Regions from separate parts of the Mus musculus genome. Here region 2 is linked to region 1. Evidence: chromatin loops called from intact Hi-C (ENCODE). Cell type or tissue: gastrocnemius. All regions are shown on one strand.

What was found. A loop is a pair of places that touch in the nucleus more often than their neighbours do. Peaks named below come from ENCODE experiments on the same cell type or tissue, not always from the same donor. Only the 100,000 strongest peaks of a DNase experiment are listed, where the experiment ranks them.
Region 2: a loop joins it to region 1, with 2.4 times the contacts of the local background. A loop is called at or near these places in 4 of 42 quality-filtered maps.

Annotation. Positions count from the first base shown.
Region 1 is chr8:48,687,499-48,695,498 of GRCm38, forward strand. It overlaps a transcript of Tenm3 not described here. Among named protein-coding and RNA genes, the nearest start is that of Tenm3, 17 kb to the left of the region's middle. In gastrocnemius, a CTCF peak has its summit at 3,298 (motif pointing right); DNase peaks (open chromatin) are centred at 3,379 and 3,681; H3K4me3 peaks cover 585 bases; H3K27ac peaks cover 4,133 bases.
Region 2 is chr8:49,032,217-49,040,216 of GRCm38, forward strand. It overlaps a transcript of Tenm3 not described here. Among named protein-coding and RNA genes, the nearest start is that of Gm25830, 78 kb to the left of the region's middle. In gastrocnemius, CTCF peaks have their summits at 3,525 (motif pointing left) and 4,905; a DNase peak (open chromatin) is centred at 3,512.

The sequences.
Region 1 (8,000 bases):
TAAAAGCACACATCACCACGCCTGACTTTTTTTTTTTCCATAGGTTCTGGGGATCAAATTTAGATTTTCTTGGTATCACTTTATAGATTGAATTTCATTCCTAGCCATCACACCTGTATCCTCAGTCACTGCCTTCACATCAAAATCTTAGAACAAGCAGGAGAATTAAACAATGAAAATCCCACGAACAACCCCAATACTCAAGAGGCTTACATTGGAAATATATGTTCAAGGTGAACCTCAGCTACTAAGAAAGTCCCAGGAAAGCCTACTTAAGGAGATGCTGTCTCAAAAAGACAAACAGTAACATTTAACAACAACAACAACAACAACAAAACAATAAATAAAAACAAACAAAGCAGACAGAAAGAAAGGGGGACTGCAGGGAACAGCAAAGGGTTTTAACAAATTGATTCAGGATATCAAGAGACCCACTGTTAACAATCATGAGGCTGTCCTATTGAAAATACCATCATATTTAAATCTGCTGAGAACCCAGTACGGGGGAAGCAAAAATAAAAACCAAATGAAACTCATCGGAGGAGTAAGGAAAAGAATCCAAGGCCAACAAGACACTTGAATATACTGAAAACATTTCCAAGCTGCTCCTCTAAAAATAAAGGGCCAATGGAATGTATGGTATTATATGTTTCAGATGGGGACATGGGCCCAATTCTCTTTAGTTGTCTTCCACCCCATGTGGTCCGGTTATCCATGGGGACAGGCTACGCTCATGGGGTTCCTCATGGTCACTGGAATCCTCCTTGCAAACCTGTGTTTCCCTCCGTGGAGATGAGAGAGTTGGTTCATGTGGCCCTGACACTCGATGTCAGTGATTGCACAGGAGAGGACCTGTGACCTAATTCGTGCCGGTAAGGTCAGTCCCGGGACATCTGATAAAGCCACTGGCTGCAAGCCTATTTCATTTCATTGCTGTTACTAATCTGGGAGGCTGTAAACTTGGAGCTTGTTTACATTTCTGGAGAAAGACTGCCTGCCATTGCAGTCTATAAAGAAGAAACAGACCTCAGAGACAGAAATACGATTTAGAAACAGATTCGGAAACAATATGTTCCTAGCCTGCATTTTTTCAACTAAAAATATCTATACTGATACAAGCGTAAAGAACAAGACAGTGCAGGAGTTTCAACAATACAAACTCATGTGTAAAGTCTAGCTCTCACTATTTACCATTGATGAGACATGTGGCCTTAAGTGGTTGCATAAAGTCTCTAAGGCTCTGTCTCCTATATTTAATTTCCTAGCAAGCACACACTAATAGCCTTCTTGTAGACAGACCATGAAGATTAGAAGAGATTAAAATAAATTCAAGGTGTTTAGTGTGGTGGTTGGCATATGCATACTTGATAAAATCCAGCTACTATCATTAGGTCAAGAACTTTGTCCCATGTGCAAGAGTAACATCCACATTAGTCACCTAAGGGCACTAGGTGGATTAAAAATGGATCCAAGCTCAGTTACAGAAGTCAGACAGCAAGGAATTAAGACACGCAGAAGGAAACTGGTATTTTGCTAAAATTTTTGAATGGAATTTTAGTCGTGAATTTTTATGCGCTTATTCAGAAATTCCTCCACAGAACGAGGTGGAGAGCACAGCCTCCATACGAATAATTTCAAAATGATTTCATATATAACGTTATCCAAATATTTATGTCTTGGTTGCAGAAGGCGGTAGGCAAACACTGAAGGGGCTTTCAAGGGCAGCCATAAAGCTGATTAAGAGGCTCTGGATTCAAAGAGCTATGTTAGGTTTATTTTAGTAACAACTAGGTGGATACCTGATAACTACCCACAAGTACTTGGAGAATAAAGGATAACTGCCGTTATTCACGCCTCGGTAACCCACAGGCAAAATTGCTATAATAAACATGCATTCTGTCTACTGCCTACAGGACAGTTTTGATCTCAGTCTGAAAAGCCCCAGCCCAACCAAATGGCACCTTCTTCACAAACTCCCAGGGAGGGAGAAGCAGGGTCCAGTGTTGAATGGAACATAGTCCCTCAATGTAATGAGGTCCAGTGGAAGAAAGATATATATGAACAGATTCCCTCAAAACACTTTTCCTCCTTGAAGTGAGTATCTCTAAGGGAATGGAAAAGCCCATGGTAGAGTTGCTCCAGGGTTTCAAAAGGACTTTGGATTCAGTCTGAGAGCCTAAGTGGCCACAAAAAATCTGAAGGAACCCCTCTTGGGAACTGCTGGCAAATTGCTTGCTTATAAGGAAGGGGACTTGGGTTCGAGTCCCAGAATACACATAAAACCGCTGGGTATCGTGGCCCAAGCTTGTCGTCCCAGTGCTAGGGAATGAAGCCAGTGGAACCCATGGGGTTTGCTAACTAGTGGGCGTCTGGACTAACTGGTGGACTCAGGGTTTAGTGAGAGATCCTACCTCAAAGGGTTCTTGATGATAACATCTGAGGTTGACTTCTGGGCTTTATATCCATGCACACACATGGACATATAGACTATATAGATAGACACATGTGTCCCTGCATACACATGAACGTCCATAGACACATATACACACTGAAAAAGAAACAGACCCTCTTGGTGCGCTGTGAAGATGCCATAGGCTACTTGGGGTTAGATTTAGCTTCTAACATCATGAGACTTGGGACCAATGTTGTTACAGTCAGCCTGGGAAGTTGGCTGCACATGGAGGTTTCCTGTAATATTTTACACCACCAGTGTTTACTATTTGTTTTTAAGCAAACTGAAATGTAACCGTATCAAGGACTATAAATATGCTTCCCGAGGTGTAGTCTCACCTAATTCAATGTTTTGACATCTTAAGTTTAGTCATACATCGTAAAGTGTGTATGCATCGCACACTGAGCACTTTGGCTCCGTCTAAATGCTGCCAGTTAGTTAAGTAAAAATAGGAAACGTGCATTCAATCACTTGGCCCTGGATTTCTTGGATGTTTTACATCAGAAAGATAGATAAGTGCATAATTCAGACATTTTTAGAAGGTCGGTAGACATGGCTCAACTTGGGTCAGAGACACTTGCTGAGGGGCTGGGGGCTGTAATTCAGGCTGTCCCACGTTGTTGCTCAAGTGGGTGCCTAGGAGGGGACTTTGTCGGCACAAAGGAAGCCCTTTCAATAATGAGCACAAAGGCTTGGGAGCAAGAAAAGCCATTAAATTCACTCCCATGTTTCCACTAATGGCAGTTATAAAGCAAGGCAGAGAGTTAAAGTGGAGCTGGGCAGCAGCTGAAGCTGGTGCCTTCTCAGATGTCTGCTGAAGCAGGATTCTTTCACCGCTCTTCCTGACCACAAAAGGGCAGTGCAGGCAAGAGTGTTCCAGTAGACGCACAGAGAAAGTCAGCACACTTGGTTCTCCGGCTGCCTGCCTGCCTGCCAAGTGTCAAAGCTGGACTTCTGCCACTGCTTAATACCAGGGCGACGTGTTCAGACAATTGTTTTAAAAAAAACAAACAAGCAAACAAACCACACTCTCAAGGTAATCTGCTAAGTTGTGGCTACTCGATAAATATAAAGCCACCACAACAGTGAGAAGTGAGTCAATTTTGTCTGTGTTTCTGCAGTTGGAAAGGCATTGCCAAAGTGCACCAGCAATTGTCTAGAAGATAGGATCCCATTCTGGCCATGGTGGCTTTGCTGTCAGATAAATTTAATTTGCTGCTCATCTCATTAAAAATGGGCATGCTACCCAGGCGTGGTGGCGCATGCCTTTAATCGCACCACTTGGGAAGCAGAGGCTGGTGGATCCTTGTGAGTTCGAGGCCAGCCTGGTCTACAAAGGAATTCAGAGAAACCCTGTTCTGAGAAAACAAAACCAACCAACAACCAGACAAATAAATAGATGTCCTGTCAGTTAATAATCTATATGCTGAGAGATTTTAATTAAATTTGCAGTAGCACTGGTGAAGGACTCTAATTTGTACAAATAATTCCTTCCAAGGTTGGGCGCCATTGAAAATTTCCCTCAGCTTCCTAAATGGGCTCTGTGGAGGTTTCTACCCCTGTCTAGAGATAGCATTTCTGCAGGTAGGAGGTGAATTATTTTAATACTCATTTAATTTTTGGTCCCTCTACTTTCTGGTTACATGTAGGGGGCCAATTAGCACTGATTGCTGTAATAATTTTGCATATTGGACACCTGTCACCTATGGAGCAGACGAAGACCACGAACCTAATTTCACGTGGGCCACCAAATAGTCTTGACTACTAACTATCAGGCATCTTGACTGCATCTTCTTCTCCTGCTCTGCCCTCTGCCCCTTCATAAACACATGACCCCCAGTAATCATGTACGCTATGAAAATATCACTTTGGAGAGAAGAAATTGTGAATTCTCTGATTTTTCATGACTGTGTTTTGGAAAACACAGCACTTGGTCGAATTATTTCTCTAGTACATGGTAGCAAGCATGTAATGTGGAATATATTTTAATTGCTGTGATGTAAATGAGGCTTTGGGGTCATGTTACAGAGTGTTAACTGAAAGATCCAGCTATGACTTTAGCATGCCTGCAGGCCTTTTAAATTGTTATGGGAAATTGCAGCATTCAATTGAGTAGATTCAACAGTGAGCTCCCTTAAGGCTTATTACAGTTTGGCATCATGATGCCAATTTCAACTAATGTACCTAATGCCTTTCCCTCTCATCCTTTATCTACAGAGCCTTCCTAGTGGATACAACTTGAAAACCTCAAAACACTAGGCAGATGAACTATATACATGATGCGACTTACCATTATGTTATTGGCCCAAGTCCTCAGGGCCCGTGGGGCTAGTCTTTGATGGAGTTCATAATGTTATGAGTACTAAAAACTGCGGGGCTAATAGTAATGCAAAATAAATAGAAAATGTCCAATTATTATAATTGAATTTTTTTGTTGTTGTTGTTAGAACAGTTTGTGACACACGTTCCTTAAGCAATGGATCCAAATGCTTCAAGATTCGAGGAGTGAATGTCCAGGTTATTTTACAACACGCTTACAAAATGTACCCTAAGTTACAAATGTACTCATGTATGCTCTCGTAAGTCAGCCGCATTAACCCAGTTCAGAAAACATATTTCAAATACAAGTGTGGTTTCCTGCCCTATGAGAAAATACAGGAAGGAAGGGTAAACTTTTTTAAGTAAATAAAGTATAGGTCAGTGTAATTTATACATACTGACCTAATAGGAAAGATCACTTGCTTGCATTCCCTATTGTTTAGTGCAACCCTACTGGGCTCTCAGATAGAGCCTGGTAGTGCCAGCCCTTCTTCTCATCTTAGCCTTCTCCTACGCAGTACAAATCACCCCATTCAGTAAGAACTGCAGAATATGGAAAGCTAATGACAATTATTACCAGATCTCTGACTTCTCTACCATCATAAACAACAAAGGAACATCTTTCCTGTAGACACCGCCACCAAGAGCATTGGCAAAGTAAGGATCACACATCACACTGAAATCAGGTATGGTGACCCAGACACATACTCAGGGTTGCAGATGACCAGCAGTCATCCTGTGGGAGTTACCCTTCCAGGGAAGGTCAAGACAGAGAAGCATAAGAAAGCACTTGGCAGAAGCGAAGAGGGTAGAACAAACAGAAACGGGGTGTCTCCGAAAGCATCTAGTTAAAAGGAAGACAAATTAGGGTTAAAATGTCAGGAAACAGAATGCCATAGGAACAGATTCTGAAGAAACCCTCGTCCTCGCGAAGAGCTCCCCGCGAGATTGGTTTATTAGTCTAATCGCACCTAATTTTCTAGTTCAACAAATGCTCCGCTAGGGTGTTTATGGCATCCTTTGAAGCACTAAACATTTTGGTGGCACACTGAAAGGAATAAAAGATTCCAAACAGCATTGAAAAGTCACACGCAATTATAATGCAATTATTTCTATAGTAAATCAATGCCTCTGCAGTTTCAGGAAAGAATAATAGCGGCTTCATTCCTCCACTCGCTGGTCGTCAAAGCTTGTTATTTGTTAACAATCTATGGCTTTTTTAAGCAGAGTGCTTCATTATCTTCATTATCATCTCTCCTATATTCAAGGGAGAATGACGATGTGTCAGTAAACACATTAAGACATCCTGGAACTGCTTTGATTGTGTGATGCTAAATGGTGTGGTCACATGTCCCCTGTTCCATGTAGCATGTTCACTCACCACCAGCACAGAACTTTCTGCAGACTGGACCCCATCGCCAACCTGGGTCTCCCATGTCCAGTGAATGGGAGAAGATGGGGGCGGGGCTGACTAATGATTGATGGCTCTCACTTCACCTGCTCTCTCACTCTTGGGACAACTTATGAAGACGCCCAGCTTCGGTGGCTAACGCTTTCTAGCTGAACACTATTTGGGACATAATGGCTGGGAAGAGAAAAGACTGAGTCTAATTAAAATTCTCTACCATCTTTTTAAGTCTGATTACCGTGGCCCTTCTCTACCTCACCTTTTTTGTTATCTCAGTAGAAGAATATACTGGAATGCCATTTTTTGTTTGTTTTGTTTTTGAGATGAAGATTTCTCTATTTAGTTCTGGGTCTCACTCTGTAGACCAGGCTGGCCTCGAACTCAGAGATCCACCTGCCTTGGCCTCACAAATCCTAGGATTAAAGAAGTATGCTACCAAACCCAGCTGCATACTACTCTTAAATGTCTTCCACACAATAAGTCTGATTCACATGTGATTTGGTGTCAAGTAAACCCTAGCAATAACATACAGATGATTTTATTTAAAAAATTAATTTTCTTGAAAGGAAAAAAAAGTGTCTGCAGGTTATCACTTCCCACCACCATGATATTGGGTTCTAAGTCTTTTGTGTATTTTATCCACTTGTCAGTCTGTTACACAATCTTTACACTGCACTTCAATACCTCCTCTTGAACATGGAACTGAGACAGTTAGAGCAAGGAGCCTATTATGGCAAAAACATGCCTTGTTTATTTGTCTCTACGCCTTGTATTCTGGCATAAAATTTGTATGTCAAAAAAAAATAACGGCAGAGTGAAATATTCTAATGATAAACATGCAATATAAAAAGCAAGAGAAGAAAGCTTTGGGTCAAAAATTAGCTATCAAAAAAATCACTGTGTCCAGTTTAGGTAATGATTTTTACATCTGTGTATGATAGCATAAAATGATTATGAGTACAGACTAGAAATAAGCACAAGCTGGGTCTAGGGGTAGAAGCTGTTTGTCCCAGCTACTATATGGAAGAGAGAGGGAGATGATGGAAAGTTTAGATCTTGCCTGGCCTAGAGAGTGAATTCAGGCTATTTCAGGCATCTTAGAGAAACCCTGCATCAAAATAAAACAAGGGCTAGGGAAAGGGTTGGGGATGCAACTCAGTGGTAGAGATTTTCATACCATCATAAGACTCAATGTTCGACCCCCCAGTTATAGAACAAGGAAATAACCAAATGCCAAAACCTGTGTCTACAACTAAATCATACCGAGAACTCAATAATGTTCGTTTTACACGCATCCCTTCATGTAATTTCTAGAGAAAACACGTGCTGGCCATCTCTTTACATATAAGAAACCTTTGACTCAGGCACTAAGGAGCTTATTCAAGGTCACACAGCTCCTACATTGGACAGCACAGGCTCCATACCAGATCTGCATTATTTCGATTCAGCACATCTGTCCGGGACACTTGACCAGTAGCCATGGTGCATGAGTGCAAATTAGGTACAATCAGGTACCTAGGCAACACCAGTTCTTGTACTTGGCTGGGAAAGCTTTTAAGGTAGAATGATCGCCAGCAGTGGCACTATTCGTCTCATGTCATAATACTGTTCAGTGGGGCTTTGGTAAAATCCTGACATCGGATAGCTATCAGACAGTTGCATGTCCCGGCATAGTCACCAGGATATAAACGCACAGTTGGACAGGCTGATGCTCAGACACCGCAGCCAATGCAAATAATTTCAGTGATTAGTTTTCACACTAAACAGAAATGGCATGTACATATACGGATTTTGGTAAGGTAGGCAGGCTTAAGCCAGAAC
Region 2 (8,000 bases), 340 kb after region 1:
GGTTTTTTTTCTAGGTTAAAAGAACTAAAGCGATTAAACAAAGGATAGAAAAAAGACACCAATCTAAGGAAATACTGGGTGGATCTATAAAACACCAGATAAAGCCTTATCAGTGAAAATTACAGTCATTGAAATAAAGGCAAGTGAATTTAATAGCAGATTAGGAAACAGGTAGAGAGAACTATAATTTCCAAGTTGTATTTAAGGAAAACAACCAGAATGCAAAAGAGAGGGGAAAAATGATCAGAACTTAATAGATATGAAAAAGGAGACCAACAAAAGCTGTAGAGTAGAGAGAACTGTGCAGGAGGTGCGAAGTGAGGTTTATAAACAGTCCAGACAGGGAGCAACCCCACCTTCAGATGAGAGAAGTTAATAATGGCATGGGTTTCAAACCTGGACACTGCTAGGAGTGTCGGGAAACTGCAGGGAGAGTGATTTGTCATGTCTGAACTTTTGACTCACCCTTCCTCCCATTCCCATGCATCCTCATTCTTACAAGACACCTCCTCCTTCTCCTCTTCCTCCTCCCCCTCCTTTGTCCTTCCCCCTCCTTTCCTCTCTCTTCCTCTTCCTCCTCCTTTTTATTCTCTTCCTCTTTCTCCTCCTTCTTTTTATTCTCTTCCTCCTCTTCTTCATCTTCTTCCTTCTTTCTCTCCCTCCTCTTTCTCCTCTACCTCTTCCTCCTCATTTTCCCCCTGTTTCTCCTTATTGTCCCCTTTCTCCTCCTCTTCTTCATCTTCTTCCTTCTCCTCTTCCTCCTCCTCTTCCTCCTCCTTTCCCCCTTTTCCTCCTTATCGTCCTCTTTCTCCTCCTCTTCTTCCTCCTCTTTCTCTTCCCTTTCTTCATCCTCTTTCTCTCCTTCCTCTTTTTCCTCTTCCTCCTTCTGCTTCTCCTTATTCTTTTTCGCTTCCTCCTGTGCCTCCTCTCTTCCCTCCTCTTCCTGCTCTTCATCTTCCTCCTTCATACTCTTCCTTCTCTTTCTCTCCCCTTCTTCCTTCTCTTCCTCCTCCTCCTCTTCCCCCTTCTGCTTCTCCTTGTTCTCTTTTTTTTCTTCCTCCTCCACCTGCTCCCATTCGTCCTCGGTTAGAATTTGGGTGATGGTAATTCCATCTTTCGTTTATTCTGGAGACTAATCACAGACCAGTCCTTAGATTCACCCACTATTTCCCTAGATTGTGATCTTTCTTCTATCCTTGTTTGATCGTTTAAATTCTTTTAACTAAAATCATTTTTCATTGTTTCACTCACCCCTGCACACCATGCCTTAATTATCTCTGTGTGGCTTTCCTTACATCTGGTGACACTGGTTGCTTGGGGATGTCTTTAGTCTCAAGGGGGTCACCGTCACTGTGAAGAGCTTCCTTGCCTATGTCTGTCCTTCATGCTTGAGTGTTTGGTTTTCCCTTTCTTACATCCTTGGCCCAATCCAGCTGGAAAAGTCAGATGTGACCCACCCAGAATCTCACCATGCCTGCACCAGCACTGTCATCGCCGTTTCTAGACTTTGTGAGCTCTAAATTGGGTGACAGCATTGCCTTCCCTATACATGTTGTGAATTATACCTTATTTTCAGCCTGACAGTCTAGGGAATTTTTTTTAAAAAAGAGATATGCTGAATCACCTTTTACTTTTTTCCTGCGGTAGAGGGCTCTTAGAGGCAACCACAGGGTCTTTGAACGTTCTCTTCTGATACCCATGTCATTCGTTTTCACTGTTGCCAAGTCTTTGCCACCATGTCACCTTTTTGATGAAGCTTCTCTGTAACACCTTACAGCCTCGCCTCATGTTCTGTCTTGTATTCCCAATTCCTTATAGCACTCCTCCCCCCTGTCTCAACCTAGTCAAGTTTCATTTATTTCTTGACACAACACATATACAGCTCACATGCACACAGTAGGTAGGATACACACCTTGACTTCACAACAGCACCAGGCTGCACTTCCGGTTATCGTACAGCAGGGGCAAGGTGTACATCCAGACACTTCATACAAGTTAAAAGGTGGCTACACCATGACCTAGGGTAGCAAAGGCAAGACTCGGACCTACTGTCTGGACCACTTGTGTCTGCTTGCTCTCTTTTATTTTGTAATGTGTACTGTTTTCTTCTGTACTCATGATCCATCATGGCCATTTACTGAGTTCCCACATATGTCCTAGACTGGATAGAGATGTCCATGCTGTAGGAAGATTTTCAGCACATATTAAGCAGCCAGGAGATAAGCAATTGAGCCAACGATTTGAGAGAAGTTAAGTACTATGCTCTGTGACATGGGTTATAGAAGTCTCTCCAATGTTGAACACACTGCACTGAGGTAACATGTCTATTTAATTTCGTACAAAAAAGTAAGGTTGAGATCATAAGAAAAAAATTAACTGGGATTATTTGTTTTATATTCCTAAAGGAACAAATCAATTTCACATTCTATATATATATATAAAAAAAGACAGTTTGTATATTCAGGCTATTATTTTTAAATTGGGTGTATTTTCAAATCATCATCATCATCACCATCACCATCACCATCACCATCATCATCATCATCATCACCATCACCATCACCATCATCATCATCATCATCACCATCACCGTCATCACCATCACCATCATCACCATCATCATCATCATCATCCTAATGATGGGTTCCCTGCAGAATCGCTGAACAGCATCTCTAAGAATGCTCAGGTAGAACAGAGAAAACCAGCAACAAGGCAGCTACTCTGTTGAATTCTCATAGCTTTGTGTCGTAGGCAAACACTTGTCTTTATATTTTGAAAGTACTATAGAGGCCAAGGTGTAAGGAGGAGATACTGAGAATATGACTTAAGCCACTGGCATGAAGGACACCAGTTTCAATTTTAACTAACACAATTAAACTACAACCCCAAAAAGGCTACTCTGGGTGAGTTGATTGCCAGCTGTTAGCTTTGGAGGACTTGAAACTAACCATGTTTGCCGCCCACCTTGTGGATACTATGTTTCTTCTCTGCTTCTACCTATGTAGAGAGCGAAAACAGACATTCTCCTTAGCTCAGTTGACATGTCTAGGGTTCTAAACAGCTAAGGTCAATACACACGCGCGCACACACACACACACACACACACACACACACACACACACACACACATTCATACACACACACACACACACACACACACACACACACATATATACATATACACATATATTACATATTTATCTATGTATCTATCTATATCTGTATTTATCATCTATTTATCTATCTATCCAGAAATTAATAAATAGACCATGGGGGAAGTACACAGTCAATTTTGCTGTTGGAGTGTGTTTCGCCTTTTATCACTTTGACGTCCTTCTGTGGCTGCAGGGACCCCTGACTATACGGCGGTGCTGAATTACTAAGCCCTGGCCATTGCTCTTTATTGGGGCTCTTTATTCACACATTGCTGGTCTGTTCTGCAACTTCAAACCTTCAGCAATATTCCCTAGGCAACCAGCCACCTTTTGAGTGAACGGACAGGCTGCAGTGAACTCTAGAGCGCCCTCAAGTGGCTCTTACCAAAAATAAGCTCCGTGGAGCCCTCTCTTTTACAGAGCCCTCTCTGGACTTGTTCTTTACCAGGATTAAGACCACAGCTATATTTTAATGCAAGGAATATACACAGGACGATAGACCCAAGAGGATTTTTTTTATGTGCAGGGAAAGATTATTTTTTTCAGTGTTTTAACTGTGGAGATGTGTCCAAGGTTATCTATCTATTATTATTATCTTTATATGTGCCATACACCCTCATTTTCTCACAGCCCTTATTAACCCATATAAAATAACATTATTTGCATGTCATATTCTAAAAATATAGGTTGACGCAAACAAAATTCCTTTCTGTAGTGGAGGCATACAATGTCCACACCCCTGCCCCCCAAATTAGAACAGTGTACCACTTCTGTTTTAAACTGCAGTGCTACTATGTTCAGCCTTTCCAAAAGCCCTTTCATAAAATTGATAGATTATTTTTCCTAGTAAAGAGCCTTTTATTCTGTGTGCCAGACCTGGTACTCCCGGGTTGAAATATTGTTTTAGCAGTCCCCCCACACCCCCATGTTGGCATTTCACTGCTGAATAAAATTACAAATTGTATATCTGATTCTCCAGGGCACAGAAAAGTCTCAAAGGGCTTGCAATGGGCACAGGAAGAGATATGTTTGTTTGTTATTCTTAAATAGACCTGGTGGGAACCCATGGACCCATGCAAATTTCTATTAGGCTGGATGTTGCATAGAGAAACGAGCATTTTGTGTGAGAGACATGAGTTATAGGCTTGTGTTGGTGCTGGCTACAAAACAGTCCCGTAATTTACTGGTACATAGAGAACGGAGTGTAAGCATGTAACAATAGCTGTCATTTACTGCTTTTTGTCATGAGTTTAATGTACATAAGTTTTAATTATCTTGGCTATTTTGCAAAGTAGGAATGTCCTCATTTTAAACTGGAGAAATGGAAGGATCCGTAGAGATCTGTTTGCCCAACGAATAAGCAATGTGATTAGAATTTGAACACAGGCCTTTCTGCCTTTCCCCACTCCTCAAACCTTTAACCCTCCTGCTCTGGGCTCCCAAGTGGGATCACATCCATCCATTATCACTGCACTTGGCACCGGATCCAGATGAAGTATGCTTTCACAGCGTAGTACGGATGCTTTAGTTGCCATTCTCCATGCTGTGTTGAGATACTTGACAAAACCAAATTAAAGAAGCAAAAAATTATGTTGGCTCACAGCTCGAAGGCACGGTTCATCATGACAGGGTCATGAGACTGTTAATTCTACTGTGCCCCCAGTTGGGACACGAGAGGTGAATCCTGTGCCCAGCTTGCTTTATCTGTTGGTTCAGTTCTGAATCCGAATTCATGGAATGGCGCCCCCTTTCAGTTACAGTGGGTATTACGACTTCAATTACTCTAATCTAGAAACTCCCTCATAGACACGCCTAGTGGTTTGTTTCTTACGTGATTATACATGCTGACAAGCTGACAAATAATATTAATGACCACAAACAATGCACCCCCCCCCCCATGTTACTTTAATTATCTCCATTCTATATTTCCCACCGGTCCAATGACGGCATCAGGTGACTTGGTAGCTTAGAGTCTTTCCAGCCATAACTATCTTGAAATCTAGAATGTAGATCCGGTCTTGTGTGCAGCAAGCAACACATAAAGGTCGTCTTGTTCTATATCAGCATCCAACTATTCACACGATTGCAACAAAGTACTGTGGACACTAGAGACCAACAGAGAGCGAGACTGTTATATGTGACCCAGTGGCTATCCCAAGTGTTCTAGCAATATAGGATGAGCCTGTGCCAACTCAGATGCACTAGCGAAAGGAATCAGAGGTTCATTGGAGAATCACATCTTAAGCAGAGTTTGGTCTGGGACCAGGGATGGAGGCAGTGGGAGAGGTTCACTGAAATGTCCAAGTTGGGAGAAGGTAAATATGGTTACTGGGAAATCAGGTCCAAGACTTAAGGCCATGTTCTCATTTATCTAAATTCATAATCTCTCCATCCAAGCTTGGCGTTAGCTCGTAAGAACAATATTTATAGAAAGGATTCACGGGAGTGCTCACCTTTTGAGTAGACTGAGAACCCCAGTCCAAAGAGGTCCAAATCCAAAGCTTTCAAAGTGACAGCAAGTGAGAAACCTAGTCGTTGACCTCCTGAGATGGGACAGCAAGTGGGAAACCTAGTCATTGACCTCCTGAGATGGCTGCAGTGAAATTGCCAGTGGCAGGTGTGCACCTTTGGGGCAGGGCGTGGCTTTGTGGATAGATCGAAACACAAGGACTTGGGTTTGAATTCCCTGCCCACATGTGGTACCCAGGTAGAAATGGCTGACTCTTAGAATCCCAGCGCTCTGTCAGCAGAGCAAGGGGATTGTGGGGGGAGTTTTCACTGGTGAGACGTACCAGCATTGGCAATTCACGGGTTCAGCTTAACCTTCCCCCAATGAGTGAAGTGGAGATTGATTGAAGTAGACACCTGGCATCACCTTTGGGCTTCCACATGCATGTACTTACAGGTGCACACACATGTAAACATGCATAGCAGCATACACACCACAGATCCACGCTTCTTAAAAAAAAGAAAGAAAAACACCTTTGAGCAATGTGTATAACTGGTCCATGAAACACAAGTGCGTTCTTTAGGCTTTGGGCCTCATCTGTAACGTGAGTCATCCTGTGTGCGTGAATATTCTAAAATGCAAAATGATCTTAGTCTCACAGCACTTTGGAGAGGTGATCCTTAAATTACATGGAGGTCTGTAAATTCTCCTGTAGTAATTGTCATCCCTGAGGCTTACTGCCGCAGTCTGCTAACCTAGGCTTAGTTCTGGAAACTTCTAGCCTCCATGCTATCTTATCTAGAATGTTTTCCGCCTCTGTGATAGAAGCTCATCCTTCCCAGTTCTTTCTGGGCTCTGGCTGGCTGGTCAGCTCTGCTGTTCTGGCTCAAAACTCCTCTCCAAGCTGACTGATTCAATCCGGCTTCTCTCTCTCAGTTTCTCCTGGATTGTTCTGCTTGGACTCAAACTAACTCTAGCAATCTGTTCTAGTCTTCTAGCTCCTTTCATTCTCTGGCTCATCCTGTCATCACCTGTGTCTAGCTTGTTCTCTCTCTTGACAACTTGTCTCTGTACAACTGTCCCAGTAAAACCACCCTCTCTCCTCTGCACTGATTTCTCTGAAGTGTCCTCTCTTTCCTTTCTGTTCTCCTGAGAGTTGGGCATATCCTGTCAAATCTTTCCCCGATTCATCACTTTGTCTGCTACTCAGGTATCACTTAAAAATGTGGCTGCTTCCTTCTACATATTAACTTTGCCTTTGTTACTTGGGATTAAAGATGCATGCTAAGGGCTGAACCACACCACAATGAGAAACAGAGGGGGCAGGGGGGCAGGGGGGCGGGGAGGGGGCGGGGGAGACAGGGGGCAGGGGCTTAGAATAATTTATGACATTAATTAACAATAATAATAATAGTAATATGTGTGTGAGTGGGTGAGTGAGAGAGAGAGAGAGAGAGAGAGAGAGAGAGACCCACAAAGTCACTGAGGCTGCATGTGTTTGAAGGTCAGAGGGTCAGAGGTTGATGTTATCAGGAGTAGTCCTTTTTGCTCTTCATCTTCCTTTTAAGACAAGGTCACACTGAGCCTAAAGCTTGGTTTGTTTGTGCTACTCTGGCTGGCCAGTGACTCACAACCTCTGTCCCTCTTTGCTTCCTAGTACTGGGATTAGAGGCGAGTATGGCCGTGAATTATCTTATTTATTTATTATTTATTTATGAATTGTCTTTCATGTGGATGCTAGAGATTTGAATTCAGGTCCTCATGGTCATAGTACTTTTACTTTCTCTCCAGCCCCTAACAATTATGGTGACGATGGTGGTGGTGGTGGTGGTGGTGGTGGTGGTGGTGGTGGTGGTGGTGAGGATATGGTTAGAGACAAAGTCTTTTGTATCCTCAGACTTCCTATATAGCTAAAGATGACCTTGAACCTCTGATCTTTCTGCACCCACTTTCTGAGCTCTGAGAAAGTGGGCATGTACAGCCATATTTTATTTATATTGTGCTGAGGGCTTTCTGTGTGTTTGGTAGAATTGGATTATAAGAGCTAGACACCCTTCGTCTTTGGACCCAGAGTCCAGCATGGACACTGCCCCCCATTTTCTTGGCCACTCTTGTGCTTTTCTTGGGTGTTGATCCACAGATCACATCTTTGTTGAGGTCTTTTCTGGCTCAAAGACTAAACTAGGTCCACAGATATTTGTTTCCACAATTTTGACAATCCCTGGGCTAGCATGCACCACAGCTTAGCCAGTACTCTGCGTGTTTCCCTTTGCTGCCATTCACCAGGATTGTGATTAGTGATGACACAGACCTATTCCTGTGGCACCAACACTGTCAGCAAAAGTATAAAATCAGGACACGAGTGATGGCCTGTGCTTGAAGTCTTAGGACTTAGA